Linked DNA regions of Mus musculus: region 2 is linked to region 1. The links are chromatin loops, found by intact Hi-C in ENCODE. Cell type or tissue: left cerebral cortex. All regions are shown on one strand. Links, peaks and the distances in the headings refer to the core of each region. The heading gives the core; the rest is flanking DNA.

Region 1 (15,669 bases), core at 5,089-13,088:
GAGATACTATGGGAGTTCACCACAGGAAAATTAAAGGGAGGGTTTACAGACAGGGAAACGGGAGAGACGCCTCAGTCGGCGAAATGCTTACCTTGCAGGCGTGAGGATCTGAGTTTGATTCCCAAGAACCCAAATGAAAAGGCAAGCGAGTGCCACTTGTAATTCCAGAGCTGGGGGTGGCAGGCAGCGATAGGTGAATTACAGGAGCGCTCTGCTCTGCTAGTCTAGCCAAATTGGCAGCCCCAGGACGGTGAGAGAGCCTTCCTCAAACAAGAAACAGCAACCAATAGGGACTGGGAAGATAGTAAGTGGTCAAGAGCACATACCGTTTTTTGCAGAAGGTCTGAGTTCTGTTCGTAGCATCTCCCTCAGGCTCTCAGAAGCGCCTATACCTCCAACCCCAGGGGGCTCTGACACCCGGGCCTGCAAGGACACCAGTAGCTCTCGCGCGCATGCGTGCCCACGTGCACATGCGCACGCACCCCTTCCAGCCTCTTCTTCGCCCCTCCCTTTAGTTGAAGCTCCCGGGCTCATTTCTGCTGTTCCTGTTGGCCTTCCTCTGCCTCCCTAGCGGTTCCCAGGTCTGAGTTCAAGAGACAGAAGCAGATTTCCAAACAGCTCCTTCCCAGTGGAAGAACCAGCCCCGACTCTGCCCCAGCTCCCACAGCTGCCTCCACGCCCCATGGATCAGCAGAGAGCACTGCCAACCTCCTCCTCAACAGGACAGAGCGCGAGTAAGTGGACACAGCCTGGGTTATCCCACCTTCCTGTAGGATGGAGAGCGGAGGAGACTGAAGGCTATGGCAGTGCCCCTAGCTTACACATTCAAGCTGCCCGTGCCGGGGCCGGATGTGCCTGGGTCTTGCTTCCTAGCTGAGTGCTGCTTTACAGGACTTTAATGGTACTGATGTCATGAACTCTTCTTTAGCTACTGGGAGATGCAGGTGCATCTTCCTGGCTCGGAGACCTCCCCACCCCACTAGCCCTGCCATGTAGCACCTGCATTCCCAATCAACAGCAAGCTAGGTTTGGGGGCCATGTCCCTGTAATTCCAACACCAGAGAGGCAGAGTCCGGAGGACTATGGGTGCTGTGTAGGCCTGGACTAGATGGTGAGAGCCTGTCACCTCTCAGCAGCTTTCTCCTGAGATCATTCCTTGATTGGATAGAAGCTCCTCTTGTTAACTTGGAACGCGCTGGGAATGAGGCTACTCTGGCCAGTAGTGCAGTCATGTCTGTTGCTATGTGCGCAGTTCTGACCAGCAGCTGTTGTTCTGTCTCATGGTCTGAACTGAATTTGTCTACTCCTGAGGTCTGTGGACCTCAGTGTAGTTGTGTGTGCTCATGCACGTGTGTGTGTGTGTGTGTGTGTGTGTGTGTGTGTGTGTGTGTGTGTAGAGGGGAGAGAGTATGGAGGAAACAGAGACTAGCTTAGAGAATACTGTATGGCTATGTGAAGGCCCATCCTGAGGACACTGAGGGACTTTAAGTAGCAAAGTGCCATGTCACTACTGAGCTTTATAAGTTCCCTGCCACAGGGGTCAGTACAGAGGCCTAGGGGTAGAGGCCACAAAGGATGCCTCAACAGGGGAAAGGTTTCCCTGGACTCAGGAAAGGAGGGTCATTTTTTTTAAAGAAGAGCCGTTGTGGCATGTTGCTGTGCTGGTGTACCGTGGGGCTTGGTGGTCATTAAACCCGGGGGTATGCTGGGGAAGGCAGACCTGAAGGACTCTAATGGCTATTCAGCTGATTGCTGGTTCTTTAGTGGGGTCAGGATCGAATCCACAGAGAAAGATGAGCTGCAGTCTCCAATAAACCTCAGGCAACTAAAGTGTTAAGTCAGGAAGCCCAAGAGCCTGACAGATCCAGCCAGAGGACAGATGACACCCCAGGCTGTGTTCCAGGTCCCAGGCTAGGAAGCCAAGCTGGGATTAACCAGTTGCTGGGAGCTCTCGCTCTCCTACAGCTACCCCTGGGCTTTGCCTTGGAAACCCCAGCAAGCATCTCCCTGGGGATCACCAAGGAGACCCATGCCCAGTGCACACACTGCTTGCTTGGACATGACCAGAGGGAGGTCCCTAAGCCTTCCTGAGCAGTCACCACACAGGTCATGTTTGCAGGGAGCACCAAGAGTCCAGGGATCCTGAGGGGAGTCCCTAGCCTGGGTACCTCACACAGAATGGCTGCAGAGCCCACCTCAGCCCGAACGATGGTCATGCCAAGGCCAGCCTCCAGTGGTGCTCCCTACATGCGGTCTGTGTCGGGGCATTGGTTGGTTTGTCTGCAGCAGTGTTGACAAAGCCCGTAGGACTCTGAGAGCTAGTGAGGCGGGGGCATAGCAGGCCAGAATAGGCCATTTACTCCCTTTGGACAGGAGGTGGGCCTGTGTCCAGCAGGCAGCCTTGCTGACACCTTTATCTTCCAGCCTGCTCGCTCCACAGCACCCAGAAGCGTGTGGGTTTGTTTCCCTTGTCTACTCTAGAACCCTCGGCTCTCTCCCTCCTGAAGCCTGAATTGGGGAGTGCTCCCCAGCATCTAATGTGTCTGGGGTTATGGAGTGGGATGCTAATCTTGCCTGCCTGTGGGTCAGGGCCTGGGAGGCAAAAGCAGGGCACAAGTGTCTTCTGCTGGGAATAACCACAGACTGTAAGAATATCTGCAGGAATAGGAGCAGAGAGCCCTGCTCAGACCGTTACAGCTTCTGAAAGGAGGTGGGAAGGGGTCTTGCTATGTAACCCAGGCTGGCCTGGAACTCATGGTAATCCTCCTGCCTCAGCTTCCAAACCCGATTCAGTGTTGTGTAGTCACTGTCTTGAGAGGCTGAGCCCGTATGCTAAGAGGGTCACCCTCATAGGTAGGTTACCCAGATGTGCTTGTGGAATATGAACTCAGAAAGATGTCAAGGCTGTTGTTACTGGACTGTACAGCCCGATCTTGTGTCTGCAGACACAAGCCACTCCACCCAGAGCTATCGGCGTCCCGATAGCTCTGTTCGTTGCTCAAATGATCTCGTTTCTGTCTCTTCGCCACTCCAGCCAGGCCATCAAGGATCTGCAGGCGGAGGTGTCACGGCTCCGCCTTCAACTGGAGGACAGCCTGCACCGGCCACACCCAGACGGCCCAGCCTGTGTAGCTTCTGCTTTCAACCACTCCACCCAGACCCAGGAAAAGCTGGGTTCCTCACCCTCCTGGGGCCCCCACTATGGCAGGTAGAAGCCCCACCCCAACCCCTACCTCTGTTCCCTATAGCATTAGCCAGTCTCTGGCTCTCTGGGCACAGGGACTCAGACACTATACTCTCCCCTCCCCCCAGCATGGCCACTGGTCCATTCTCAGGCTTTTCTTCTCACATGTATTTAATTTAAGGAAGGGTGCACATATGCCAGGGCCATATGTGGAGGCTGCCTCCAAAATCTCATCCGGTGACGTCATATCTCTCTTCCTTGTTGCTAGTAAATCCACAGAGAGGCTGTCTAGGGAGCCTAATGGTGTAGAGCCAGCTGAGCCAATGGGAAGACGTCGAGCCAGGTCCTCTTCGGTGCCTCGGGATGTACCCAGACTGTACCTAAGTAAGTGACCAGAGAGCAGAGACCAGGGCTGTTTTCTAGGGATCCTCGTCAGTATGTTGGCTCTGTGGTCTGAGAACCTAGAAAAGCCCTGGAGAGGTCTTCTGTATGTATGTTTGATGCTATTGTTTTGCTCTGGGACAAAGCACATCTCTAGTCCTAGCCATGTAGACTCTGCCGTTACCATGAGGGTTGGGACTGGGGGATTTGTGTAGATGCTCACCAACCTCCATTGCAAATGGGACACCGCAGTGAAGAGTGCAGGTTCCTCACGGGCAGAGCAGAGCCATGGAGTTTGTCCCTGGCCAGGCTGTCACCTGCTCTGAGGAGATAAAGTGACAGCAGACTACATAGAAATAGCAGTGCCTACCTCTTGGGGTTGCTGCACAGGCATGTGATAGCCACAGGGCTCCAGGCTGAGAATCAGGAGGTGCCCTTGGTCCCCTGAGAAGACTCCAGACATCGCCCTGAGCCCCGCCCTCCACGTGAGCCCCACACCTGCCCCCTCTGAGGCTCCACTCCCACCACAGGTTCTGAATCGGAGTCGCCTGCCCCTCGGCTCTCATCTGAGAAGAGCAGGACCTTTGAGGAGCACCCCGAGGCTGCACAGTGGGGGACAAGACCACAGAGCAGCTCGAAGCGGAGGGAAAGAGTTTCCTTCCGGGGTCAATACACAGGTGAGCTTGTGCACACTCAACACACGCTCAATCACGGAGTCCCATCCTCAGCCCTTGGCTGATATTTACCGTGTGTGTGTGTGTGTGTGTGTGTGTGTGTGGGCATGTGGTTCATGTGCTTGTGTGTCCTCATAGTCTGCTGTCTTTCTTGATCACTCCCCACTTTATTTACTGAGGCAGTGTCTTCGTCTGGGTCTCTGTTGCTGTGATGAAACACCATGACCAAGAAGCAAGTTAGGGAAGAAAGACTGTTCATCCCCCAAAAAGGACGAAAGGAAGGAAATCAGGGCAGGAACTCACGCAGGGCAAGATCCTGGAGGCAGGAGCTGATGCAGAGGCCATGGAGGGTGCTGCTTATTGGCTTGCTCCTTGTGGCTTGCTCAGCCTGCTTCTTATAGAACCCAGGACCACCAGCCCAGGGATGGCAGCACCCACCGTGGCCTGGGCCCTCCCCCATCAATCACTAATGGTGAAGATGTCTCACTTGTAGCATGATCTTTATAGAGGAATTTCCTCAGTTGAGTCTCCTTCCTCTCTGATGACTTTAGCTCAAGTCAAGTTGACACAAAACCAATCAGCCACTACAGGCAAGATCTCTGACTGAACCTGAATCTCACCAATTCATGTAGTTCAGGTGACTGTCTTGCCCTGGGTGTCCATCTCTCCCGCCGAACCCCTGCCTCCTGAGTGGTTGGATTCTAGGTGGTCACTGTACCCACCCACCCACCTTTTATAGGAGTGCTAAGGATACAAGCTGGTCTAAATATATGGGTGTTGTAAGGACTTTATCCACTGAGTCATCTCCAGCCTCAGCCCTTGGGTTTTTTGTTTTTGTTTTTTGTTATTGTTGGGTTTTTTTATTTGCTTGTTTGTTTTCACCTCTGTCCAGTGGAATTTCAGGAGCTTAAGACCATACTGGGATCAGCCAGGTACCTCATAGAATGGAGAGCTTTCCATTGGCTGTCTAATATAGACCCGTTCTGTCCTTAACACAGTTCCAGAAATTGGCCCTTTGATGTCCCCCTTTCCAGCTGTTTAGCACCCAAGGAGAGACGCTCCTGATCCCTCAACTGAGCCTGGGGCAAGGAAGGGACAGTGATAACTCCTGACTCATGACACTAGTCATGACACTTCTGCCTCACCAGCTTCCACATCCTGCCTCTGCTGCATGCCCCGTCGCTTCCACACACAAGAACTGGCAGTTGCTTCTAGAAGCAGAAATGCAACAAGAAGCCAGGAGGGGGCAGTAGCAAACAGGCATCTGTGTGCACACATGTGTGCAGTGGGTCTATCTGTGGGGTTTGCTTTCACATGTGCACAGGAGATAGGCAGAGAGCAACTAGTAAAACCACTGAAAGAGAAGAGAGACAGTGAAACCAGTCCCTAGTTCACACAGGTCTGGACACTGATCTTTCTGGATTCTTCTCCAGGCCAGGAGTACCACATTCTATCCCCAAAGGCCATCCTGAAGGACAGTGGCACACCGTCCTGTCCCCACTGCCATCCCATTAGGACCCAGGACACAGGTAAGAGACAGCATTTTGTTCAGTGGAGGCTTAAGCCTCTCCCCACTGAGAAGTTTTATTAGAGCTGAACACAGACTATTTTATGAGAGGAGAGTAACTTGCTCAAAGGCACACAGTTTACAAGTGATAGAGCCAACATTTGAACTCAGGTCTTTATGCTCCGGAGCACTGGCCCCTCCCCACCATGGATCGATGTCCTGACAGACTTTCCAATTCACTCATTTACTCTCTTGCTCAGTGCCCACCAGTATTGTCTCCAAGGAGCCAGCATCAAAGCAGAGTGGTCAGGGCCAACACAGACCAAGGCTGTGGGCAGTTCCCAGAGGATGTGCTGGCCAAGAGTGGCCTGAAAAGCAAGTCTGATGCTCAGGCAGGGACCACAGTGGATGTCTGAAATGTTCCTTTGACCTTTCACTGACCCAGATTTCCCTCTTCTGGACTCCCATGAATACACTGAGGCTGTCTCAAAGGCAAAATGGGCTTGTCATCTGGATGGCCTGGGCCTTCCCTTGGCAAAGTACTGCCTCGTGGAGCCTCTGTTTCCTCTGCTATAGAGGGGAGATGGGGAGAGTGGCTAGCCTGGTGAGCTGCTAGGCACTGTGGAGTGATACATTAAGTCATTAGTGGCTAGCGTGTGGTCAGTGCCTGCTTACCTCTTCATGGTTACTGTGCAGTGTCCTCCATCAGGCGGCCTGGGTGGTCTCTGCAGGGGACCCGGGTCTGATAATAGAGTGCCAGTCATTGTCTGCAGACCTTTCCCCCTCCCTCTCTCTCTTCCCTTGCAGGCAGTGCTGTCTCTAGAGACACCACACGGGGCTCATCTGCCGCTGACACCCTCCGCTGTGCCCTGTGTGGTGAAGTCAAGTCCTCTGCAGAAGCAGATGGCTCCAGCTCAGGTCCCTCTGGTAGGAATGAGCCCTCAGCATCTTTCTTCAGCCACGGGGCTTGGCCAGACCTTGGGGATGCTGTAAGCTCCGCTAGAGCAAAATAAATGCAACAGAGGCTCAACATCCCAGAGGGATGCCCTCCCTAGGGTGGTCCTCCACTGCCCATCAGCCACAAGTGCAGGGGTAGCTGGCTGACCCACCGTGCTTGGCTGCATCTAAGTCCTCATGTAATTTCTCTGTCTTTCCTTCCCTTGCAGAGAAGAACACCCCCAAAAAGCCTTCCACCCCCATCCTCAAACGGAAGAACAGGCAGACGGGCTCGCCAGTACGAATGGCCCCTGGACTCTGGTACCTGGCTGCTGCGCCCCCAGCCCCAGCCCCACCGGCTTTGGCCTACATCTCCTCAGCTCCCATTATGCCTTATCTACCACCCACTGTGTGAGTCCCCCCTTCCAGCTGCCCCATGCTACCTGGGTACCCGCAAAAAACCACCCCAGCATTCTTACATCATGTCAGGATGCTGTGAGCCAGGGGTAGTGTCTTCCTGTATGGAAAATGGAGTATAAGCCTGACATTCTTGTAGTCACTCAACAAACTCTCATGGGACAGGCTTCTGGGTGCTTGGGGACCCAGTGGTGAACTAGACTAGCAAGAGGGCCCTGTCTCTGGAGTTACAGCTTCTTGAGGACCTAGAACCATAAGCCATCTTTCTTTCCTAATGAGTAAGCCTATAATAAGGTGTGTGTTTGTGTGAGTTTGTGTGTGTATGTGTGTGCACACGTGTGTATAAAGTAAGCATAGTTTCTATTCCTTCTCCCTTCTTTTTTTCAATCAATTCTCATTAGTGGGATGGTTTTGGATTTAGGAGAATTGAGTGCACACTACACAGCTCTCCCATGCACTGCCCCTCCCCCACAGCCCATTCCCATGGCTGTGTTCCTATGCAAACCCGTCACTAGGAGAAAACCAACTGGAATGCTTTAGTATTAGCCGAAGCTTGCTCTTTTCCTCTAGCATGCTTGTTTTAGGCCTGATGCCCATTCTATTCCGGGGCACCATCCAGGATCCCCTACATTTCATTGGCAACTTGGGCTCCTCTTGGTGGTGGCAGCTGCTCCATACTGCCCTGTCTCTGTGACTTTGGCATGCAGGGGCACCAGCTAGATGGATTTGGTCTTAAGCATCACTTACCAAAAAGGCGGAGAGTGGGCATGGCAGCCTGGTGACATTTCAGGAATTGGCTGTACCAGAATCCCCTCTCTTATGAGTACTATGGCGGAAGCAGAGGAGTGTTTCTTTAAGCCTCAGTTTCTCTATCTGTTCAATGAGGAAGTGACTCTGCTAGGTCCTGATGTGTGAGGATTAAGTGAGACACTGTCAGACCCCACTGGGATATGTGTGGAGTCTGTCTTGTGACTCCAGGAAGTGTCATGACTGACTAAATGGAACATTAGCCACCCCCCCAAGCCCCTTTCTAGTCTTAGCCTCAGTTTCCTCCACTGTAAAGTGGGCCTGTTGGGCTGCAGTGTTACCAATAGACAGCCTCTGTGATTAATGGGGTAGTAGTTGGCTCTGTAGCAGCTGATGCCAGCAGAAGAGAAGCCCAAGGCACCAGCAGGCATGAGGGGTCAGGCCTGAGGTACATTTTCTTCTGCCTTCTTGCTTGAGTCCTGGTGGGTCCCTAGGGCCAGCCTTTCTTCGTGTCCAGACCCTGGCTCACGTGGTATGGACACCTGCCCACGTTTCCTGTCCTCGGGCTGGGGAGGTTTGATGTCCTTTAGCAACCCTATGGTAGCCTCAGCATTCTCTACTTGTCTCAAGACAAATCTTTACAATCTGGGCCTGGGGGGCGGGGGGGAGCTCACCCCAGTGTGGTGGCCCCAAGGAAGGGACAATTGAGTGGACAGCACTTGGAGAATGACTTTGGGCTCATCACTTTGTCTCTCTGGCCTGTTTCTTCTTCTGAGAAACAGATACTCGAGATGATTAGGTGAATATATGGGAAGCCATGGCTTCATCAAGCCTTCAGGTCTTGTTAGAACAAGCCATACCTTGGTTTTCTTCTGTCTGGGCAGCAGGACTAAGCTTGCACCATGGTTGAACCAGCAATCGCAGTGGTGCTGTGCTGCCACCTGCTGGCCAGATGCAGCCCTGCAGCTGACTGAGGCTCTCTAATCCAGTGCCTTCAGGGAAGGCTTGGATCAAGCTGGCCCTCCTATGAGCTGCAAGGATGGAAGCCACAGAGAGCCCAGGTTCTCCCTCAACGAGGGTGTCTGAGCAGCTCTGCTACCCCCAGGAAGCCCAGTCGTTCATTTTGGCACCTTCCATCAACACCTGCCATCTGCAGATTGATGTTCCAGATACTGACTTCCATTGCAGCCCCAGAGTGTACACTTAAGGGGGTCTGATTGCTATGTCAGAGGCTGGAATGAACTAGTCGTGCCTACACCTGCTCCAGGGCAAGCACTCACACATATACTCTCCTTCATCCCTCCCAAGTTTGTTTCTCCACAGTGGCCTTGGACAGGAGAGGAAAGAGCAGGGTGTACAGTAGACATGGAACCCATAGCTGGTGGCTTTGCCTGACCCTTGCCAGATCGTATGTTCTTCCTTCTCTCCCCAGGTACTATGCAGCCCCAGCACCTACCTCAGCCCAGACAGCTTCCCCGCAGCCTGCTCGGGGACCTCGGAGAACCCGGCACTCAGTCCAACTGGGTCTGAATGACCTGGAGGAGCTGCAGGCCGCACTCAGAGAGGCTGCACAGGCCGCCGAGAACGTTCGCTCCACCACCCGCCAGCTGAGCCGCTCCCTGTCTGCGGACCTGCGCCATGCCCGTAGCCTGCGAGGCTCCTGCCTTTTCTGACTCCCTGGAGACTCTGAGACTAAGTAGGCAGGCAGCCGCTGTTGTTTCCCAGTCAACAGTCTCCTGGTACCACTGATGGCTGGAAGATGTCACGTTCCCCTCCCCAGGAGTGCCACCTGATTCATGTGGCGTATTTAAAATGGAGAGACATTGGCCTAGTCAGGAGTGGATGAATGTCTGGGGGCCAACTCTGTCTAACAGGTGTAGTGATCATGGCTCCCTCTGTCGAGTCAGAGTCGCTGAGACTCCTCCTCGTCCCCCTCCTGCCCATGTGCTTCTGCAGCTAATAATGTGGCTCTTACTGGACAGAATGTCTTTACACTGGGGAGCTAACTTGGGCTTGGACCTGTCTCAGAAGGCCAGAGAGGAAAAGAAAAGTCTAGGGTCTCTGAAGCATTTTGGACACTGCCTGTGATAGCTACTCTGAGGCAGGCGTTGTCAGGGAGAAGAACTAGTTAGGGATTTTGTTCCTAGTAACTAGTGGGCAGGGGTAGTACTTGGGGACCCATTAATGTCTTGGGGCTGAGGCCTCAGCTGACGCACGCCCAGCTCTTCTGTGGTTACAGAAGTTTTTCCCATGAGCTCATGGAGTAGAAGCTGCTCATGTAGGCCAGGAAGCACCCAGCAGCCTCAGACATACCCACTATGTCTTTGGCATCCACTTAGGACCAAGCTACCTTGCCAGGCCCTGGCCTGAGGCTGATAGACCAGGCCGGTACCCGTTTCCCTGTCCCATAGCAGAGTGACCTCAACATTTCTGGGATGTGTGTGTGTGTGTGTGTGTGTGTGTGTGTGTGTGTGTGTGTGTTATCACAGATTGTTTATATATTTGAGGCATTTTTTAAAAATCTATTTTTGTTATAAAACAAATGAAGGAAAATAAATAATGAACTTAAGAACGGGCAAAGAAATCCCCAAAGCTACCTGTGGCTGTGCTGTGTATCCAGAGCCTGGGGTTTCTAAGGCGAGGGTGCAGGCAGGGAAGTGGACACCCAGCTAAGGTCTCCCCCAGGGTACTTGCTGCATATCATTCCAGAGTCTGCCTAGGCTTCTGCTCACATCTGTCTCCCCTGCTTCTCCTGTCCTTTGCCTGCAGAGGCCAGATGAGCAAGGCCTGTCATGAATTCCCAGGCCAGAAACAGTGGGAGACACTCAGCAGGAAGTGTGTGACAAAGCCTCAGGCCAGAGTCTCCTTCCAGAGACTTCCATGGCACCCTATGCCTGTGGCCAGCTTGACTCTGGGCATGCGTGTGGCAGTGACTGTGACTCACTCTGCCCCAGTGCATTGACAGACAGAGCAGGGTGCTTCATCAGGTGCCTTTCCTGGTTCTGTGACAAAATAACTGAAAAAAGCTAATGATGGTGGGCTCAGGGGACACAGTCTACCATGGCACACTGCATCCAGTCAGGACAGCCATAAGCTTAGCAGGCAGAAATGATTTATGGGTGCTCAGCTTGTTTTCTGCTTTTGGTTAAATGGGGGATCCCAGCCCAAGGAATGTCACTGCCTACAGTCAGGGTGGCGGCTCTCTCTGGAAATGTCCTCACAGACACACATGGCGTACATCCCCTAGGGGACTGCCAATCCAGTCAAGTGTAAAGATGATCTCAGACCCTGTCTTTGCCACCGAGTGGACTGTGCCTCAGGAACTCCGGTCACAATTGTGCAATCGATGTCAACTGGCCTTTAGGGAAGCAGTGTCATCTCACAGTGTCCCCCATGGGCACCTTGAGGAGTCTTCCAGGGGACATCCAGACCCTCTAGCTGAGGCCTAAGTCTACCATGTCGCCTAGCCTTGGCCTTTTATACTGTGACCCTGTTAGCATCAACCTGTACCTTCCTGCCTCCCAGTCACCTCCCTTCCTGTGATTATAGTGGCCCCTCTGAAGTGAAGGCCCTGTGACAGGAACTGTACACCTTTGTTCCCCTCCCCCTCTCACTGCTGCTTGGGTCTCCTGCCTTGTCTTCCCCAACTGTGCCCTAAGTGTTTGGAGATTCTAGCAAGAGCATCGGGTTCTGACAGTACTTTCTAGCCTAACTCAGATGCCCCTTCCAGGAAGCCCTCTTAGATTCCCTGGGCAGGGCTTCTTGGACTTAGCTAAGGCTCCACTCAGGACTCTGCACAAAGGGAGGGAGGGAGGGAGAAAAAGGAAAGAAGCAAAGAAATGATATTGACTGTGTCAGCAAACCTTTATTGTGGCAGAGACAGAATCAAAGTGCACAGGAGGGGTGGGGTTTGGTGAGCCTGTGGACAGCCCTCGGAGTTCAGAGAGCTGAGTTCATGCCTGGCCTTCCTCAGGATCTTTCTTGGTCTCCTTCTCCAGCTCAAGCTGCTGCTTCTCCTGCTGACTGCACCTGTCCTGGAAGATATCAGGGAGGAGAGCAGAGTGAGTAAGCCAGGTGTGGTGGCACACACTAGGGTTGGGGAATACTGAGGCTGGAGGATTGCTATGAGTTGCAGTAGGGTAGCCTGGGCTGCAAGGTTAGATGCAAAAACAAAACAAAATAGAACAAACAAGCAGAACAAAAACCCTGGCAAAGTATGTAAGCTCTGAAGTCAATCATCAGAGTCCATGAGAAAATGGCTGGAGTGAACACTGCCCACAGTTGTCCTCTGACATCCACACACATCTTATGACAAGCTTGTGTACACACACACACACACACACACACACACACACACACACACACACACACACACACACTAGCTATGAGTACATTTCTAAAGGGGGGAAGCACAGAGGTTGGCCAGAAGGGCAGGGTTGTGTCAGCACGCTGTATCTTGCATCTACCATGGCTCCCCTGCAGATCCAGGACTGTTGTTCTCAGCCTTCCTAGAGATGGGAACCTTTTCCACGGTTTCTTGTGTTGTGGTGACCCCCAACCATGTTTCCATTGCTCCTTCATAACTGTGATTAAGCTACTGTTATAAATCTGAAGTATATGACATGCAGGACATCTGACATACAGACTGAGACCCACCCTTGAGAACCACTAGTCTAGGGTAAGTTGTCCCTCATCTCTGAGCTCTGGTTTATTCACCCCATTGAATGTGAACAGAATACCGCAAACGGGAGGCATTTTCGGAACACTTGTGTCCACAGGTGCAGAGTGAGACTACTGGCCCCACTGGTTGGGGGGGGGGGGGTGAGGAAGTCATGCTGTGAAATGGCTCAATGGCAGTGTCTGTATGCAGGCCCCTCCCCCGGGGAATCCTGGGGCTGGTGATGCCAGGAAAGGCTCAGGTGACCAGAGAATGGAGTCACAAAAGTATTGTGTATCTCAGACTACATGCAAGCTGATTGGTTGATCCCACGGCTTTACCAGGGTGAAAGCCAAAGTTTATTTGGCCTCTCCCTCAGCACAAGGTTAGACAGAACATCAAGAGGTTTCCGCATGGGTCATCCCCGCCTGTGATTGGGCTTGTTGGAGTTGGGTGGCATGGAAACTTCAATCACGACTCCTGCTTCGATAGGTAGTGAATATGAAGGGAGAAACCTGGCACCCTGGCACTGGCTGTTCCCTAAGTGACCCCTCCTGATCTTCCTCTTATCCTCCACAAGCTTTCCAGGACCTCCTACTTAACTTCACCTCCCTGAGGCTCACTGCCCATCTAGGATCTCTGTGATCTCAGCTCTCACAGTAGGCAGGAGAGTTATTAATGGCAGGATACCTGCCTTGCTGAGCTGCCTTAACCGGAAGCTTGCCCTCTCTGAGCCGCTAGGGTCACTGACAATGGGAGCACTGCTGGGGTGGTATCATACAGCCTCCTCATTTACCTTTTTCCAGTCGACAAATATGATTTCTGATTCATCCATGCCCACGTGTGTGACAGCCTTCTGGAATACTTCCCGCAGCTCCGGGGTGATATCTGGCCTTTTTGCTGCAATGGAGAAGGGATCCAGGATTGTGCTGGCTAAGGGTCCAGCAGATGGGAAGCCAGGTAGGGATGTGGGATGTGGGTGGACGATCAAGAGTAAGGCCAGTGGAGCTGGGGACCAGGTCTGGGAGGACCCTACCATTGAGGGACAGTCCCCGTTTCTTCTCATCCTTCAAGTCAAAGGCAAGCATGAAGGCCCCATGCATCTTCAAGACTATCAGGTCTGCAAAGATTTTTACTCCTCCTACTGCAGGATGAAGGGCTTTGTGAGTCACTAGAATGATGCTGTGGTCCCCATCCCCAAGGGAAGGAAGCACATAGCTATGGACAAGTGCCTGAGGCTCCCTGTGGCTGCCATGTGCTCAGCCTCTGTTGGATGCAGCCTCACTTCTCATTCTTCATAAGTATGGAATGGCTGGGGCCTTGGAAAGGGCCCTTGGTGGTGTGGCATAGTTAACACTTCCCCTTAAACATTAAAACATTGGCTTAGGGACAATTAAAACCTAAGAGTATCTAATCTGGCCCACCAGTATTCAGTTGCCCTCCCCCCATGCTGTCCCTGGTGACCTGGGGATTTGGCTGAAGTCACTGGTTTCCCAAACCATGGGTTTCCCCTCTGAGCTCACAAAAGATCATAAGAATGGTCAAAGCAAGTCTGTCCTGGCAGCTGGACTCCAGTTTGAAATCTACGTCCACTTACAAGCCTCAGAGAGTGACTTCACAGACCTAACTCCCCTGTTCTGCTGCCCCCTTGTACCCTTGCAATACGCTCCCAGAAAGCCGTGAGTTCCAACCCTTACCATACTTGGAGAGGGTCCCATTCTCTCTCTGGATTCCTAGATGAGTGGAGTTATAGACACAGTGGTCATCTCTAGAAAGCAAAGAGACAGAGGACAACTGATGGAGAGGTGATCTGACTAAACTGGGGTGGGGAGTGGGCAAGAGGCAGGTAAACAAGAAAGCTGTCCCCATTCCAGAAGGTGGGTGGGGAGGCCAGGCAGATCCAGTTTGCTCAGGTCTCTAGGCATCTGGGAGTGGAGGCCAGGGCCAGGGTGGGCTGGCTGTTACAAGAACTCACATGGTGTGATACTCTCGAAGCTCCATCGTGTCATTTATCAAGTTGGGGGTAAGGTTAAAAAATACCATCTGCGTCTTTTGAATTTCCTGCCGGTAATCAGGGTTTAGGACAGCCGCACCAATGAAAAACCATTTGTCAGAGAGCTGGGGAGAAGCAGGCACACAGATGAGTAGGGCTTGTAGTATGAACATTGCACTCAGCCGTGCTGTGGGGCAAGCAAGCAATGGCTTCTGAACCATACATGGGAAGACTGAAGCTCAAATGGGCAACTCAAAAATCAGCCATCCTACTGCTCTGTCCCCTGCTGAGAGACCTCAGAGTGATGCTTCTGGGTTTGGAGGCAGGGGGTGCCACCAGGTCTCCAGGAGAGGAAAGGGCAGTACCAGGAGCCCAGAGATGAGCACAGACATCAGGGAAGGGAAAGCCCAGAGGAAAGAGTAGCCTCCTTAAGTGCTCACGTCCAAGTCCTGGGCAGGCACTTACCCAGCTCAGGGTCTCATTGGTGATAGGGTCGCCTATGGTGATGTTGACATGTTCTGGGTTCTGAGCTTCCAACAGCGGCAGGAGGCTCACCATGACAAGAATCATGTGCAGTGCCATGCTTAGGACACTCAGAGGCACCAGGGCTTGGAAGAGATAACTGGTGGATGGAGGGTACAGTGGCTTTTATAATAGATGTGGCGAGGGCATGGGACTGCAGCCAGGGCCTCTAGAGCCCTGGCACATTCTCCCCAGCACTTGGGAAATGTCTTGCGCAAAATGTTCTCTCAAGCCAGCTTTGTGCAGCTCCCTCGGCCAGCCGGCCCTGACACAGACTCCTGCCCTACACCAGAGTGGCTGATTCATGGTCAAGGTGGATACTGGGCTAGCCTGATAATACTTAGATCCCAGTCATGGGTCCCATACCTGTCTTATCCCATGAAGCTGCCTAGCAGGAGTGAGACCTATTCGTTTATCACCCCTCCAAGGGGGCTATGAAGGGGTCCCTGGTCAGGGTTCATAGTGAACTTAGAAGACACTTAGGGGCTCAAGTTAAGGGCCAAGGACAAAGATGGATTAGTTTCCAAAGGAGTGTGATGTTCCTGGGGACCCCTATACAGCCTAGAGGCAGCCGAATGCCCAAAAAAGAGGGGTGAATCTGAGTTGAAAATGTAGTTCAGCAAAGCTCCCAGTATTTACAGCAGGAAAGGA
Region 2 (15,669 bases), core at 2,507-10,506, 1.1 Mb before region 1:
TGCACATGTTAGCTTCCAGCTAAGTATGTTTATGTGGAAATGAGTTAGTCTCTGATTCTTTGCCTTTTCTTTGGCTCTCTTCCTTCTGTTGGTTTGTCTTGTTTAAACTTTGATGTGATTTTTTTGTTTTATCATATTATATTATATTATACATATTTTTAAATGAATGAATGAATGAATGAATGAAATGAATGAATGAAATGAAAACCTAGCTACTGTAGTAAAGGTTAACAACTGAACTGTAATTTATACCTGCTGGGATAGAGAAAATTAGTTTTCGCCAAGAGAGTGACACTGGACATACCAGCCACTCAAGTGCAGGTTTCACATTCCGTCCACCATATAATGGACTTCACAGTTTGTGTGTGTGTGTGTGTGTGTGTGCTTATTTGGTTATATTTTGATGGTTTAGGTTGTGCGTGTCTGTGTGGGTCTACATGTCTATGTGTTTGTATGTCTATGTCTGTGTGTGTGTGGTTTTATTTTGTTTTTGTTTTTTGTTTTACGTGGTTGTTGTTATATTGGGTTTTTTGTTTGTTTGTTTGTTTGTTTGTTTGTCTGAGAAGTTAAAGAGTTCTCATACAGAGAAATAAATTAATAAATCATTGTTAAAATGATGATTTACCACAGTGGTATACTGCCTGCAAGATGAGCTAGGGCAATGGTAACCCAAAGCTTGTGGAACAGTATATAAGGAGTTACAATGAGAAACATGGAAAATGATAAAAACCACACTGTAGAACATTGTGGATGAGTGAGTTACACTGAAAAGCACATATGTGAGAAATGCACATTGTAGAACATAGTATATCAAGGAGTTACAATGAGAAATATGGAAAATGATAAAAACCACACTGTAGAACATTGTGGATGAGTGAGTTACACTGAAAAACACATATGTGAGAAATGCACATTGTAGAACATAGTATATCAAGGAGTTACAATGAGAAACATGCAAAATGAGAAAAACCACACTGTAGAAAATTGTGGATGAGTGAGTTACACTGAAAAACACATACGTGAGAAACGCATATTGTAGAACATAGTATATAAAGGAGTTACAATGAGGATCAGGAAGAAATTGGAGGACATGAAGAATATGATCAAAATACAATTATATTTAAAATTTTTTCTAAAAAATAAAAAAGCAAACAAAAATATGCTGATCTGAGATGGAACTTTTTGTGGAACTCTCTCTTAAAAGAAGGGAAAATAAGGTAATTTCTGAAAGAAGATTAAAATATTTGTTCAGTTTCAGATCCAAATTAGTACTTCTATTCTAAGCCATAAAAACTTATGCTGTCTCACAAGTGTGGTATTAGGGGGTGACTAAAGGAAGTAACATGGACAAAGTGCATGGGTGTGAAGCAAAGGACTCCTTCAGTAAAACAAAAATATGAATCATCTCCCCAAGTCAGCTGACAGAAGCCATGTGACAAATGTATAGCCATTTGGACATAGTAGGGGTTCTTGGTAAGTCTTACAGAGAAATGTTTTTCTAAGAGGAAACATTAAGCCAGCATGTACCTTTGTATGATATTATGTATTCTAGTAACATATGAAAGATCTAATGATGAGCTTAATTCTTCATAGTCTATTCTTCAATGGAGCATTATGTGTTCACAATATGAAATTTAGGTCAATTAAAATATGATATGGAAATAGCTGACTTCTGTCGGTGAAAAAGAGCCAGAACGTGCACTTTTTATGCCTAACTCTTTTTTCTATTTCTTCTTTAAATCACGCTCATCAAGAGAGAATAGTTTATCCAATTGGATTTCAACAGAGCTGAGGTTCCTGTTTTCCTATTAAATATCTATAGAATATAGAAATGCTTAGCTCTAGATTACTTAAGTAGGAATAGTAAACCTCTGACATTTTGCCAGGTGTTTGTTGTTTCTTTGAGATGGGGCCTCAAGGACATTGCTTAACTAGCTTTGGAATACAGATTTTTTCTACCTCAACCATCCAAGTACTGGAATTACAGGTAACTTTATTTGTTTCTCTGTTATGACATATACATATATGTGATATAAATATATATATATGTATATATATATATGTATATATATGTATATATACATATAATTAATAAAATAACTTTAACTGTCAAGGGTCAAAACAATCCTCCACATACAATAAAAAACATTGAGCCCAAAATTCTATAAAATAGAATTTGCTACCTCAGTTCGTGGATTCTTGGCTCCTACAGTAGGAGCTTCTGAGAGGGAAGAAATGTGCATTATTGCCAAATTCAGAATGCTTTAGAGATGAGGATATACAGACATGAACCATCCAGCTTCTATCCTCATCAGAGTCTATAGTGCTAAGTATCTTCATCACTTCTTTATTGCTTTGACAAGATAGCTGATAAAGGTTTGTTTGGGCTCAGTTTAAGGTATACCCTGTCCATCAGGGGAGGGCAGGCACAGCAGCAAGAGTGGCTGTGGGTTGGCCACAGAAGCCTAAAGGAGCACTTTGTATCTGCAGTCAGGAAGCAGAGAGGAATGCTGCTGCTCCACTCCCTTGCTTTCTCTTTTCTTTGTCTTATTTAGTTTAGGATCAGAGCAAAGGGATGGTTGTTCTCCCATTAGAGTCAGTCTTCTCACCTTTGTCAAACCCCTCAGGAAACACTTCTAAAGGCAGACCTGAAGATGTCTCATTGTGGTCCTAAATCCCAATATGTTGGTAATAAGGATTAAACATCACACTGAGTGACATCCATGAGAAGACTCATGACATAGTGTGAGTCTAGGCAACTCAAAAACAGTGAAGACCCTGACTTAACTCATAAATCAGGGGTGGTTTCTGGCTTTACCACCTATCAGCTGTACCAAATAGTTACTAGCAGTCTCCTCTTCAGTTGGAATATTAATATCAACTTTAGTGAATCACTTACAAGGCTATAGGATATGAATAATGTTTTCTGAAAAAAATCTTAGATGTTTCTATTTTTATTATTGTTTTAATTATTGCTTAAATACTTAACTCACTATATTGTAATACTGTACTTAAATATTGTAAATATAATATTGTAATATTATTACTTAAATATTTAACTCACTATAAATACTAATTGTATTATTTCACCAAACAAATCCTAAATATGAGTGCATGTAAATAGTTTTGCTGGATGCTCCAAAAATAATAGATATTAACAAAGGTAGTATTTTACTTAAATCAATTTGAGGATTGCTATTATTTATAGAATAAAAATTTGAAATCTTTCATATAACATCCTTAGACATAGTGTGTTGCCCCTATTTAAAAAGTATCAACCCCCATAGAGACACAAAATATTAAGTCACACTATGTTCCTAAACTTTGGTCCACCTATTTTTATCTATAGTATGCTTATGATTAGTTGCCTAATGTTTGGCTCTCTTGAAATTTTAGCTCCTTTTGGGTATGAATTCAAGCCTAGTTTGCAAACCCATTGTATCCCTGAAATGAAACAGAGTATCTCATAGTAAAAAGTCTGTTGCTTTGATCTAGATCTTGAATGTTCCCCCAAATTCCATATATAAAGTGTATGATGGCCATACTACTACAGGAGGTTGTGGAAGCTCTGTTGCTTAGATCATGTGAATCGTGAGGTCATCAGCATCCAAACCCCTTCCTCTTCTCTCTTTACTTCCAATCCACCATGAGGTGAAAAAGCTTCTCTCAACATAGCTTCCTGTGATGATGACCAGTTTTACTCCAAATTCTATGTGATGGAATCACGTGACTATAAATTATCCCACTCCTCCTCCAGATCATGAGCTAAAATGAGTCTTTATTCCGTATCTCAAGCACTTCTCTTGCCTTGCCACTGACTAAATATTGGGTAGTAATTGGGTTTTAGAAATGAAAGATTCTATGACAGACAAAGTTATTCTGTGTGAAAAGAACTTAGAGAATGACAACAGCCTTTAAAGAGAGTGTAACCATTAAACTTGGCTTTATAGCCAGCCTTACAAAACAATACAAGGACAGAAAAATAAATCATTCATGGAAGTCCTAAGTGTTTTTAATGTGTTTAATACCCATTCTTTATCTGTAAATTTATCTACTTATTTCCCACTATGTAGCCCTAGCTGGACTGGAACTCATCATATAGAAAAGGATGGCCTTGACCTCATAGAGATCCATTGTTTTCTGAGTGCAGGGTCTTACTTGACATTTATACCAGAGAGAAGTTACATCCGGGCTATATAAGTAAAATCATCTGCCAAACATATATAAGACACTGAAGTGAACATCTATCTTTCCCACAGATTCTGTTTTATATGATGAAGATAACACAGAAAAGCTTTTAAACTATAATGATAAAAATTGATTGAAAGAAGAGTAAGTAATGTAGAATAAAGAGGAGATAAAAATGAAGGTAAGATGAAGAGAGAAGGGGAGAAGTTAAGAAGAAGATGCTAAAGAAGAAGAAGAAAAAATAATTTCATATTCTTTGTCATGAATGTAAATCTTGATATATGTGTGTATATAACTTTATATAAATACTATCAGAGTAATTAATATTTTCCTTACATTAAAGAAAGAAGAACTGACTTCCATACAGAAAAAAAAATCCCTTTCAAAGCCATAGGATAATATGAAGTTTATTTTAATGGTAACATTTTGATGCACTGACTACTAAAAAGCATTTATTTTATATCTATAATTGATAAATGCAACATTCTGTTCTGGGACTAATACAACTATGTTTTAAAAAGACAGTTATATCCCAGTAGAGCATTCACTGGGATAAAGCATACTGCAGAGACCTAGCTGGTGGTATCCATCAACAAGGGCATCTTTGCCTTTCTCTTAGGAAGACTAAGAGAAAATAGGAAAAATAGTGGTCAATTTCAACACCATGGGTTTCTCTTCACTTCATCTTGATGTGTAATATACTCTCGTGCAGCTAAGCAATAGAAAATTGAAGGTTTCACAAGCTAAAATGATTGAGTGGTGAGACTGCAGATTGGAGCCAGGAAAATATCAAGGCAGAATGGGGCTGTGCACTTGGACTTTTGTTCATAATTGCTGCAACATGCTGATTTTAATACTTAGATGATATCTATTTAAGACATAGCACCCATGCTATACCATGAGTTAAAAAAAATAAAAAACAATTTTTCCACTGTCTCCTCAGCTCTGCATTCAATAAAACAGACCACTTTATGAGTATTTTCATCAGGGCCAGAAAACACTAAACATTATCCTACCAACTACCATCCTGACTTGGTTGTCAAACTTTCATCAATATTTCATTGTACAAATAGCATCTATGTGTCAATCATAATTTGTCTCTCTGTAAAGGGGACAAAAAGGTGAAATGATGTTAAAGACTTCTGGCAACCTGGGTGATAGAGCACCAATAGCTTAAAACATGGCAGGTTTGAACCAAACTACAGATGCTGGCTATGCAGTGCCCCTCAGATTTTCAGAAAGTTTCTTTGCCTCCTTAAGCCTCAGATCCTTCTTATGTAGAATTCATTGAGTAACAAAATGCTTATGTCTTCCTGTATATTGAGTGCAAGTATGAAAACCATGAAGCAATATAGAGATTCTCAGTGCTAAATCAGCACTGTTCCTATGCCTGTGAGCCACAAATAGAAAGAATTAACATATTTATTTATATTTTTTATATGGAATCTTGTTAGGTTTTTTTTTCTGCTTAAATCATAACTTTGAGTTTCTTGGTGTTATTTGATTGACATTCTTTGCAAACTGTTCCCATATTTACATTAATACATACTCTAATTTCTAATTCTAACAAGTGACATTATGTTTTATAAAAGTAAACTAAACACAAAAAGCATAAGTCAATTTACTTTACAATATGAATAAAGAACTTATTCAGAAGGTTCATAGTAGCAGGGTGTGTGTCAGTATGTTATGCATTTAACATTAACTGTTCCTGCTACAAGAGCATGGTCTATATCAGTAATCTATGGACAACTGCAGAACCTTCCTTGTACCACCAGAGAGCAGTAAATAGCCATTATTCAAGATTTAAAAAATTGCCCTGTAATTGCAATTGGTTCTTTTCCTCTATACAGCATCCTGGCAAATACTCAGTAAGTCTTGGCTGTCCAAATTGTTAGATGAAGTTACTGAAAGAAGGGAACCCTTTGCCAGAATAAGTCCTGTAAGCTTATTGGAGTTGCATAAAGGGGACATGCTTTTCAAAGTAAGCACACAAATATTATCTCAACACTGCTTTTAAGGGAAGAATTAGTTGAGACACACCTAATCACAAGACTTGTCCAGTATCACCCAATGAATTGACAGCATAGCTGGAGCCAGAGTTGTGGACCCTAACTCATCTGTGAGTTAATACGCAAGTATCTGTAGAGCATTCTGGAGTCATTCTCACCCTGTACCACTGAAATGGAGAATACATATTTCAGAAAAGTCTCTCATGCTGAGATTGATGAAGACCTCTGAGCATGGTGCTTCTATTTGGATATTGCCTTGGTGATCCTGGGATTACTGCTTCTCTCAAGAGACAAATAAGTAGGTAACATGAAAGGGAGTTATTAAAAGAAAACTTAAATGCATTTTTTTTCAGGGATATAACCATGGTGCAGGAATTTGATAAGTTTGGACACAGTACACAAAAGACCTCCAGTAGAAATTAACTGTATTCATCCATTCTCATTTTCTTGTCTCAAGAAAAAATATTATGGCACATTTTAGCAAGCCAACTGGGTAATTGTACACAAAATCACAAAGTTGATTGCAGTGGGGAAAAAAACTGTAATCAAATTTTATTTATTTTTTGTTTTATAAAACATATTCCAGAAACACAGTTTTGTCCTTTGGATTATATGCCTAGCCATTAGAACCTGAACCATCTCCTCTACCCCAGAAATTGCCTTTTGATTCACCCCCCAGAGGTCTTGTAAAGGTAATAGAACAAAGCAGAGTACCTCAGAAAAGTCAAGGCACCCTTGGAAACTTTAAAATCTGTTGATTAGCATCTTCTGGGTAAATTTCTTTTGTATTACAGACATCAAAGACAGTCAGAAGAAATCTAAGAAACTGATGCCACAGCACTTGGGCATATGGGCTTGTAGTACAGAGGGAAGACACTCTAAATACTTGCAGAAAAAAAAAATCTGCCTGTCTGACATAAAGTTCCAAGGAAAGGAAGGACATTCAAGACTCCTAGACAATGACACATAGCATTCTGCTATCAACTTGGCCAGAATTATTTTGCCTATCTGATATATGATAGGTTTGAGAAGCTATTGTGGGAGTGGGTGGGTTAGGGAGCAAGGGGAGTGGGGAGGGAATAGGGGACATTCAGGGAGGAAACTAGGAAAGTAAATAGCATTTTGAAAAGTAAGTGAGCATCCACTTCTGTATTTGCCAGGCACTGGCATAGCCTCATAGGAGACAGCTATATCAGGGTCCTTTCAGCAAAATCTTGCTGACATATGCAATAGTGTCTGGGTTTGGTGGCTGATTATGGGATGGATCCCCAGGTGGGGTAGTCTCTGGATAGTCCATCCTTTCATCTTAGCTCCAAGATGGAACACAGGGTCCCCAATGGAGAAGCTAGAGAAAGCAACCAAGGAGCTGAAAGGGTCTGCAACCCTATAGGTGGAACAACAATATGAACGTCTCAGGACCCCCAGAGCTCCTATCTCTAGCTGCATATGTAGCAGAAGATGGCCTAGTCGGTTATCACTGGGAAGAGAGGCCCCTTGGTATTGCAAACTTTATATGCCCCAATACAGGGGAATGCCAAGGCCAAGAAATGGGAGTGGGTGGGTAGGGGAGCAGGGTGGAGGGAGGGTATAGGGAACTTTTGGGATAGCATTTGAAATGTATATAAAGAAAATATCTAATTAAAAAAAGAAAAAGAAAAGTAAGTGAAGAAAATATCTAATAATTAAAAAAAAGAAAAGTCTTTTCAAACTTAGAAGGGAGGCATGAGACGAAGTGGCAAGAGGGGCCAGCATGAGTGGTGAGAATGAAGATTAGTAGCAGGTTCCAGTAAGAGCATTTTGGCAGATGAAGGCAATAGTGAAAAACTACCTGACAGCATGTTCTTGCTTTAACGTAGCGCTAGGGCTGAATTCCTTACTAGGTTCCCCCGAGATCTCATTTATTAAGGTTGATGTTGTTTTGCTGTTTCTCAACTCTTTTGGAAAGTGATAATGTAGTCCAAAAATTCAGGGTACCTTTTCATTTTATAGTTGTGCATGATAGAAAGAATAAACTCTATCTATCCCACCAAAACTCAATCTCCGAGAGAGATGTTAACTACCACTTACTTCAGAGGCAATATGTCTCCTGAGTCTCATTTCACTGGGCATCTCCTATGTCCCCTGCTCCTGAGGCCACAGGAAAGTCTCATTAACTTGAATTTTACATAGTCACTATCTGCACCCCCAAACTCAGGCCCTCATATTCAGTACAGTTTCTATTCATGCAGAGGACTTTGCACTTCATCCCATTCCCCGTCCTGAAATGTACTCTTCTTTCCTCAGCTTTAGCATAGATGTCACCTCCCCCTACAGTCTATCCTGACTCACTTACAATGGTATGCCTTTCTGTGCCTGTCCTGTACTTTCAGAGAACCTGCTTCTCCTGGAACACCTGTCACAGTGCCTTAAAAAGCCTATTGTTTGCCTCTGCTTCATAGCACAGAAATAGATTTTAGCAAATAGTTTGTGTGGGTAGATTGTTCTTCATCATCCAGCTAATTTGTAGATTTTGAAAAAAAAAACTAACATATTCTCATGAAAGGATTAGATAGATAAACAAATATTTTAATGAAGTGCTGCATACAGCTTATCAGAATATAATGGGTGGCATTGGGGATATGAGCTCCAGTGAAACATGTGACCCTTTGGTTCCGTGGCAGCATGAGACACCCTAGTTCTGTTTCTCAATCATATTCCCACACCCTATAATTGCCCAAAGGTCAAGTGAGGTCTGCCTGAGGAGGGAGCCCATTTTCTTCTGGAAAGTATTCGCTGCTCCTATTTTGCAGTCTTCTGCCTCTGATGTTGTCAGCAAAGCCAGGAGCTTCTGGGATCTCTATTAGTCCCAGACTGCGTGAACAGACTCTGGGACAGAGGCTGCAGCTGGGAAGAATGTCCCTGGTGTGAACAGAGCTGCTTTGAAGATATATGAAGAAAACAGGTGGCATTTTTCTCCCATGAGAAGGCCAGGCAGCCAGGTGTGGAGGGAAATAAATGACAGCCAAGCTTGTATTGTCCCTGAGAATTGGTGGACAATGTAAAAAATTGAGCCTGAAATTTAAAGGTACATGTTCCACATTAAATACTTTTACTATTTAAATAACTTTAGACATGGAGCCTATATTTTATAGCTTTTTTTAAATTAGGATAATACAAGTTGTTAACATAAGTGTTCTATAAATCAAGTGAAGTGACCTACAGTATCTACTTATAAGATTTATGAGTCTTTAACAGTCTATCCTCCATCTCTATCTGTCTGTATATCATCATCTATGTATCTATCATCTCTGTATGTATATATCTATCTAATATCTATTATCTATCTATTTATCTATCTATCTATCTGTCTGTCTGTCTGTCTGTCTGTCTGTCTGTCTCTACATATCTATTCTCTATATAAGATGTTTGAACATATCCTCTAGACTTTAAGCACAATATAATCTCAAAATTCTTAAAACCAACATAGGACCAAGAACTCCATCTTCATCTTTATTTCATGTAGTCAATATGGTGTGACTGTGTCTCTAAGGCAGGGCCAAAAATGTACATGATTAGAAGGCTGTTCACATTATCAGGATTCAGCATACATAATATCCACAGTATTATCCACTGATAGAAAAGTATGCTTGGTTATCTAAGTTTGTGGACTAGTATCAGCTCATGCAATAACTGATATCCATGTCTCTCTGCTGTCAGAAAGAGTGATAGTAAACAAACTCTGGCTCTTATTCATACCCACTCTACCCTCATCCAAATCTACCATCTTCCAGGATGGGAGTTATTAATGACACAGATGAGAATGATATGTCTTGTTGCCATTGGAAAGCCCAGGGCCCATATCTCCAGCAAACAGGCCCAGGTTCCCAAATCCTAATGAAAAAGAGCATTTTCTCTATATATAGCATGGGACTATTTGTGCATGGAGTTTCCTCTTGGGCCAATGCTATGGTGCTGCTGAGGACTGGCTAACCTACAAGTGCTTCAGTCAGTCATCACTCTTTTTCTTTTTTTAATGAGCACATAAAACTCCTCAGTCAACTGAAACAGGAGCCATGCCAAGCCAAGCTTTCTAAAAATCTTGCTTAAAAAAATTAAGGGACATCCCTTAGATTTTACCTTTAGGTATAGAATGTTCTGAAAGTCTCTGATCTTATCTCATGTTTTTAATGTATTGAGTACTTCATGAATAATAGAGTACAGATCACTGTGTTTGTGCCTTTACATTACCTAGTGCTAATCTCTTGCCTGGTAATAGCTTTCCACTCCTTGTGTAAAAGCAATCCCCCTATTTACATTAATCCTGGTCATTCTTATATATATATATATATATATATATATATATATATATATAAGAATATATATATAAGAATATATATATATATATATATATATATATATAAGAATATATATATATAAGCTTATTTTCCTTGTGGCTTCCAATAACTCACCCATAGGGATGTATGAATTTATTTATTTGTAATACTGAAATGCATTGTATAAAAAGTCTCCCATGGTTATGGGTGGGGGAAAATGGAGGAACAGGAGGAAGAAGAGAAAGGGAAAAAGCAAGAGTTGGAGAAGGGAATGAACATAAAGAAGGAATGAAAAAAGGAGGAGGAGGACTAGGAGGAGGAAAAAAGAAAAGTAAAAGATAAGACTTACAAATTATAAAAGAAGAGAAAAAGTCTGCCTTGAGTGCCATGTGTTTCCACGCCTAGGCAACAGAAATTATATGTACCTGTGTCTGGGGTTATAAATGTTTTATACACTCTGTGGTTTGGGTGTTGAGTTAATATTTTCTAAATAAAATGACAAATAGAAAGCATAAAATGGGCAAAATGAAGACATCCAGCAAAAAGAAACTAATGCTTCAATCCAAAAAAAAAAGAAGAAGAAGAAGAAGAATTAGTTCTCCTATCAAGCTAATGGTGCTATGTAATGATATTATTAAGTAAAAGTAGGTAGGAGCAAACAAAACAAAGCAGAGAACTGAGGAAAGCAGACTACACATGAGTGCTATATGATTCCGGCAACTTCAAGTTCAGCATGAGCAAAAATACTGGCAGCTATAGACTCTGAACGTGGAGAGGGCTGATCACTAGAAGAGGGTACTGGAGGGGCTAAAAGCAGGCCTTCTTGGGAAGATGCTGCCTCATACCTTATCTGATTCTGACTGTACTTATATACTCGATTTATGGAAATTTTACAAGGCAAGCACTATTATTTATGCACTCCTCTATGTTTACAATATACTTCTCTGGGCTGTTTTTAAAATTTCCTCAAACAAATCCTTCTGGGAATTATTCATGTTCATTTCATTTCAGCAAAGATCACTAAGTGCTCTGGTGTGCTCCAGGGTAATAGACAGTAAATTTAATGTGATATAACTCATATTATTTTCAGTTCCAAACTAGTCCTTACTGGTTTGAAAATTAATGACATTTACATTTACATCTCCCTCTCTCTTTCGCTTCCTCCCTCTCTCTCCTCCCTCCCACCCCACACAATCTCTCTCTCTCTCCCTTGCAGTTCTCAGCAAAATAGTTGTAAATCACAAATGACTGTGGTGTTAGGAGAATGTTTTTCTGGGCCTGATCGACCATCCACATTCTGAAATGTAAAAAGAAGCTAGTCCATTTGCCTTGGGTGATGATGTAGACAATCCCAATCCTTATTTGTGAGTGGAGATTGCAATTATTATCCAAGAGTTCCTTCATTTATAAAAATCAAAGTAGTCCATAGGTACAAGTGTCCCCTTCTGAGGTGTGTAATGGATAACTGTAGCAAATGCAGCAGGACATTTTTCTGACATTCAGTACTGGATTCTTCTTGGTCAAAGAATCATTACAGATGTTTCCCTATCCTCTTGCTTCAGAGGGGAGAAAAGGTCAAAGTAACTCTAAGAATAGAGCAGGAGAGATCTATGCTTCTATTGAAAAAAAAAAAAAAAAACGAAAGATCCTAACTGAAGGAGATGCAGAAGAAATAAGAATGTCTGTAGCAGTAGTACGATTGCTTTCAACATTGTATTTTCTTTTACTTTTTATTAGATATTTCTTTATATTTCAAATGTTATTCCCCTTCCTGGTTTTCCCTGAAAAACTCCTATCCCGTGTCTCCCCCCCCCCCCCACCCTCTCACCAACCGACCCACTCCTGCTTCATGTCTTGGAATTCCCCTACACTGGGGCATCGAGCTTTCACAAGACCAAGGACCTCTCCTCCCATTGATGTCCAACAAGGGCATCTTCTGCTACATATGTGGCTGGATCCATGAGTCCATCCACATGTACTCTTTGGTTGGTGGTTTAGTCCCTGGTTATTTGTTGGCTCATGTTGTTTATCCTATGAGGCTGCAAACTCCTTCAGCTCCTTGGGTACTTCCTCTAATTCCTCCATTGGGGACACCATGATCAGTCCAATGGTTGGCTGAGAGCATCCACCTCTGTGTTGTCAGGCACTGGCAGAGCCTCTCAGGAGACATCTATATCAGGCTCCTGTCAACAAGCACTTTTTGGCATCCACAATAGTGTCTAGGTTTGGTGACTGTATATGGGATGGCTCCTCACGTGGGGCAGTCTCTGGATGGCCTTTCCTTCAGTGTCTGCTCCACACTTTGTCTCTGTAGCTCCATCCATGTGTATTTTGTTCACCCGTCTAAGAAGGACCAAAGTATCCACACTTGAGCTTCCTTCTTGAGCTTCATGTGGTCTATGAATTGTATCTTGGGTATTCTGAGCTTCTGGGCTAATGTGTACTTATTAGTGAGTGCATACTATGTGTGTTCTTTTGTGATTGGGTTACCTCACTTAGGATGATATTCTCTAGTTCCATCCATTTGCCTAAGAATTTCAGGAAGTCATTGTTTTTAATAGCTGAGTAGTACACCATTGTGTAAATGTACCACATTTTCTTTATCCATTCTTCTTTTGAGGGACATCTGGGTTCTTTCCAGCTTATGGCTATTATAAATAAGGCTGATATGAACATAGTGGAGTATGTGTTCTTATTACATGTTGGAACATTTTCTAAGTATATACCCGGAGTGTAATACTTGGGTCCTCAGGTAGTACTATGTCCAATTTTCTGAGGAACCACCAAACTGCTGGTTCCACTGGCAGTTAGCATGTAGAAGAAAACAAATCAACCCACTCTTATCTCCTTGTACAAAGCTCAGGTCCAAGTGAATCAAGGATCTCCACATAAAACCAGATACACTGAAACTAATAGAAAATAAAGTGGGGAAGAGCCTTGAGCACATCGGCACAGGAGAAAATTTCCTGAACAGAGCTCATGCTCTAAGATCAAGAACTGACAAATGCAACTTCAAAATATCAAAGCTTCTGCGAGGCAAAGGACACTGTCAATAGGACAAAATGGTAACCAGAAGATTGGATAAAGATCTTTACCAACCCTACAGTGGATAGTGGGCTAATATCCAATATATACAAAGAGCTCAAGAAGTTAGACTCCAGAGAAACAAATAACTATATTAAAAATGGGGTACAGAGCTAAACAACGAATTCTCAACCTAGGAATACCAAATGGTTGAGAAGCACGCAAAGAAATGTTCAACATCCTTAGTCATAAGGAAAATGCAAATCAAAACAACCCTGAGATTCCATTTCATACCAGTCAGGATGGCTAAGATCAAAAGCTAAGGCGACAGCAGATGCTGGAGAGGATGTGGAGAAAGAGGGACACTCCTCCAATGCTGGTGGGATTGCAAGCTGGTTCAACACCATATTTTCTTTCAAGTTGTTTTTATTAAAATGATTTGAACTCTAACTCTAAACAACCTGAGTCATTATCTGTCTTCTGTGAATGGGCCTTCAGGGAACCTGAAGAAGAGGCTGAGTTTATCATGGGGGATGGCATCATCTGTTGTCACAGAAACAGAGATCACAGAATGAAGCCTAAGGGATGGAGAATCCCCTGAGGAATGAACAGCTGTTGTGGATTTTATCAGATGTTTGATATTGACAGCCATGGACACATCTAAGTAATGGGATCAGGAGATCCCATAAGATGAGGAAGGAGATAAGAAACATAAAAATAAAAGTACACCATATTGAAATTAGGAATACTTAACATACACTAGATATATAATTACTTAACAGATAATATACATGAAGCCCAGGCACTAATGCATTCAACTTGATGTGCTTGGAAAATGAAATCATCACTCATGAAAACAACATCAATAACAACTTAAAGTGATCCATGAACTCCTCTAGTTCCCTACTATTCCTCTTTATTTTATTTTGCTTTCTTTTCTCCTCTTGTAATAAGAGCACTTAACACGATATCAACCATCTTAACAAATTATATGCAAAAATCCTCTCTCACTGGACCCAGCAGAAACTATTCTTCATCTACATTAAAAATTTGGAAATAAGTAGGGCAACACAATGACCAAGAAAAATAGAAACTCTCAAAAGCCTGAGCTCAATCAAGTCAAGTTTCTTCCTACATATCTTCCTGGATAAAAGAGAAACAGTGGTCCAAATAGCATAGGGTACAGTAGCCAACACAGAGACATTAGAAGCATAATCAAAGGAGAAAAATAAAGTAATATATGTGAGTTGAGGAAATAAGGGACAGGACAATAGGCATGAAGAAGGAGTGCAGCCTGCATGTCATGGCATCTTCCTGACCCACCACCTTCTACAGAGAGTTCCTAAGAAAATGAGGCTGACTTCTGGTCCCAGCTGGCAGCTTCTCCAATGTCATTCTCATGTCAGACAGATGTCAGCACTCTGTGAGGACCATTGAAAACCAAGCCAGTTCACAGTTTGTCTTGGACCTTTTCAGCCCTTCCCACCCTCACCAGCTATTGAAAAGAAAGTGGAAAAAGTTATAAGCTTTCTAGTGAGAATAGCCTTAAAAAGAGAGGAGAACAAGGAAGTATTAACAAAGAAGGCATGTTCCCATGATGTTCACTGTCAGAAACTCCATTCATCCATTTACCCATCCATTTAATTACCAAATATTTATCAAGTGTAACTATGCCAGACATTGCAATAAAGGGCTGTGACACAATAACACAAGCTAAGCCTCTGCCCTGCTTCATGCTCATCCCCAAATGAGATATAGTTGCTACAGCCTTAGCTCACTTCCTCATCTTAAGATGTCTCCATCCATGAGAGCAGGATATTAATGCATGGCTGTGTATCTAGGAAATGAGAGGCAAGACAAGAAAATTTGATTTTTTTTCCACACCAAAGAGGGAACATGTCTACACAAAAATTACTTTTAAGTGGTTTTCCACTGACCCTGGAATTTTTCTCCACCTACAAGGGTACACATTTGAATTAGATGTTACTTTTTAAAAGTACTTATATAAATGGCTTTATGAATTTTCCTTTTATTTTTATTATTTGCTGGCACTCTCCATTCAAATGTTTTATTGTTTTAATAAATTAGGTTATATTTTATACAGAAAGTACACCTAAAGTGGATGAATGGGT

Evidence for each region. Hi-C counts contacts between places; a loop is a spot of excess contacts. Peaks named below come from ENCODE experiments on the same cell type or tissue, not always from the same donor. Only the 100,000 strongest peaks of a DNase experiment are listed, where the experiment ranks them.
Region 2: it touches region 1 in a loop (8-fold over the local background); 4 of 42 quality-filtered maps call a loop at or near these places.

What each region holds. Positions count from the first base shown.
Region 1 is chr4:63,361,896-63,377,564 of GRCm38, reverse strand. Orm2 (orosomucoid 2) reads right to left here and starts at 15,116. Exons shown (of 6, transcript NM_011016.2): 1 at 14,962-15,116; 2 at 14,479-14,621; 3 at 14,201-14,271; 4 at 13,540-13,647; 5 at 13,300-13,403; 6 at 11,688-11,880. The coding sequence starts at 15,078. The coding sequence ends at 11,800. Akna (AT-hook transcription factor) reads left to right here. Exons shown (of 22, transcript NM_001045514.3): 15 at 572-734; 16 at 3,035-3,208; 17 at 3,453-3,568; 18 at 4,096-4,242; 19 at 5,673-5,768; 20 at 6,554-6,673; 21 at 6,913-7,093; 22 at 9,279-10,442. The coding sequence ends at 9,519. It overlaps Aknaos (a long non-coding RNA gene), which reads right to left and starts at 459. Exons shown (of 4, transcript XR_003955426.1): 1 at 327-459. In left cerebral cortex, for the core only: CTCF peaks have their summits at 5,487 (motif pointing right) and 8,799 (motif pointing left); DNase peaks (open chromatin) are centred at 5,483, 6,122 and 8,789.
Region 2 is chr4:64,483,086-64,498,754 of GRCm38, reverse strand. No RefSeq gene overlaps it. Among named protein-coding and RNA genes, the nearest start is that of Gm23950, 46 kb to the right of the region's middle. In left cerebral cortex, for the core only: a CTCF peak has its summit at 5,967 (motif pointing right); a DNase peak (open chromatin) is centred at 6,061.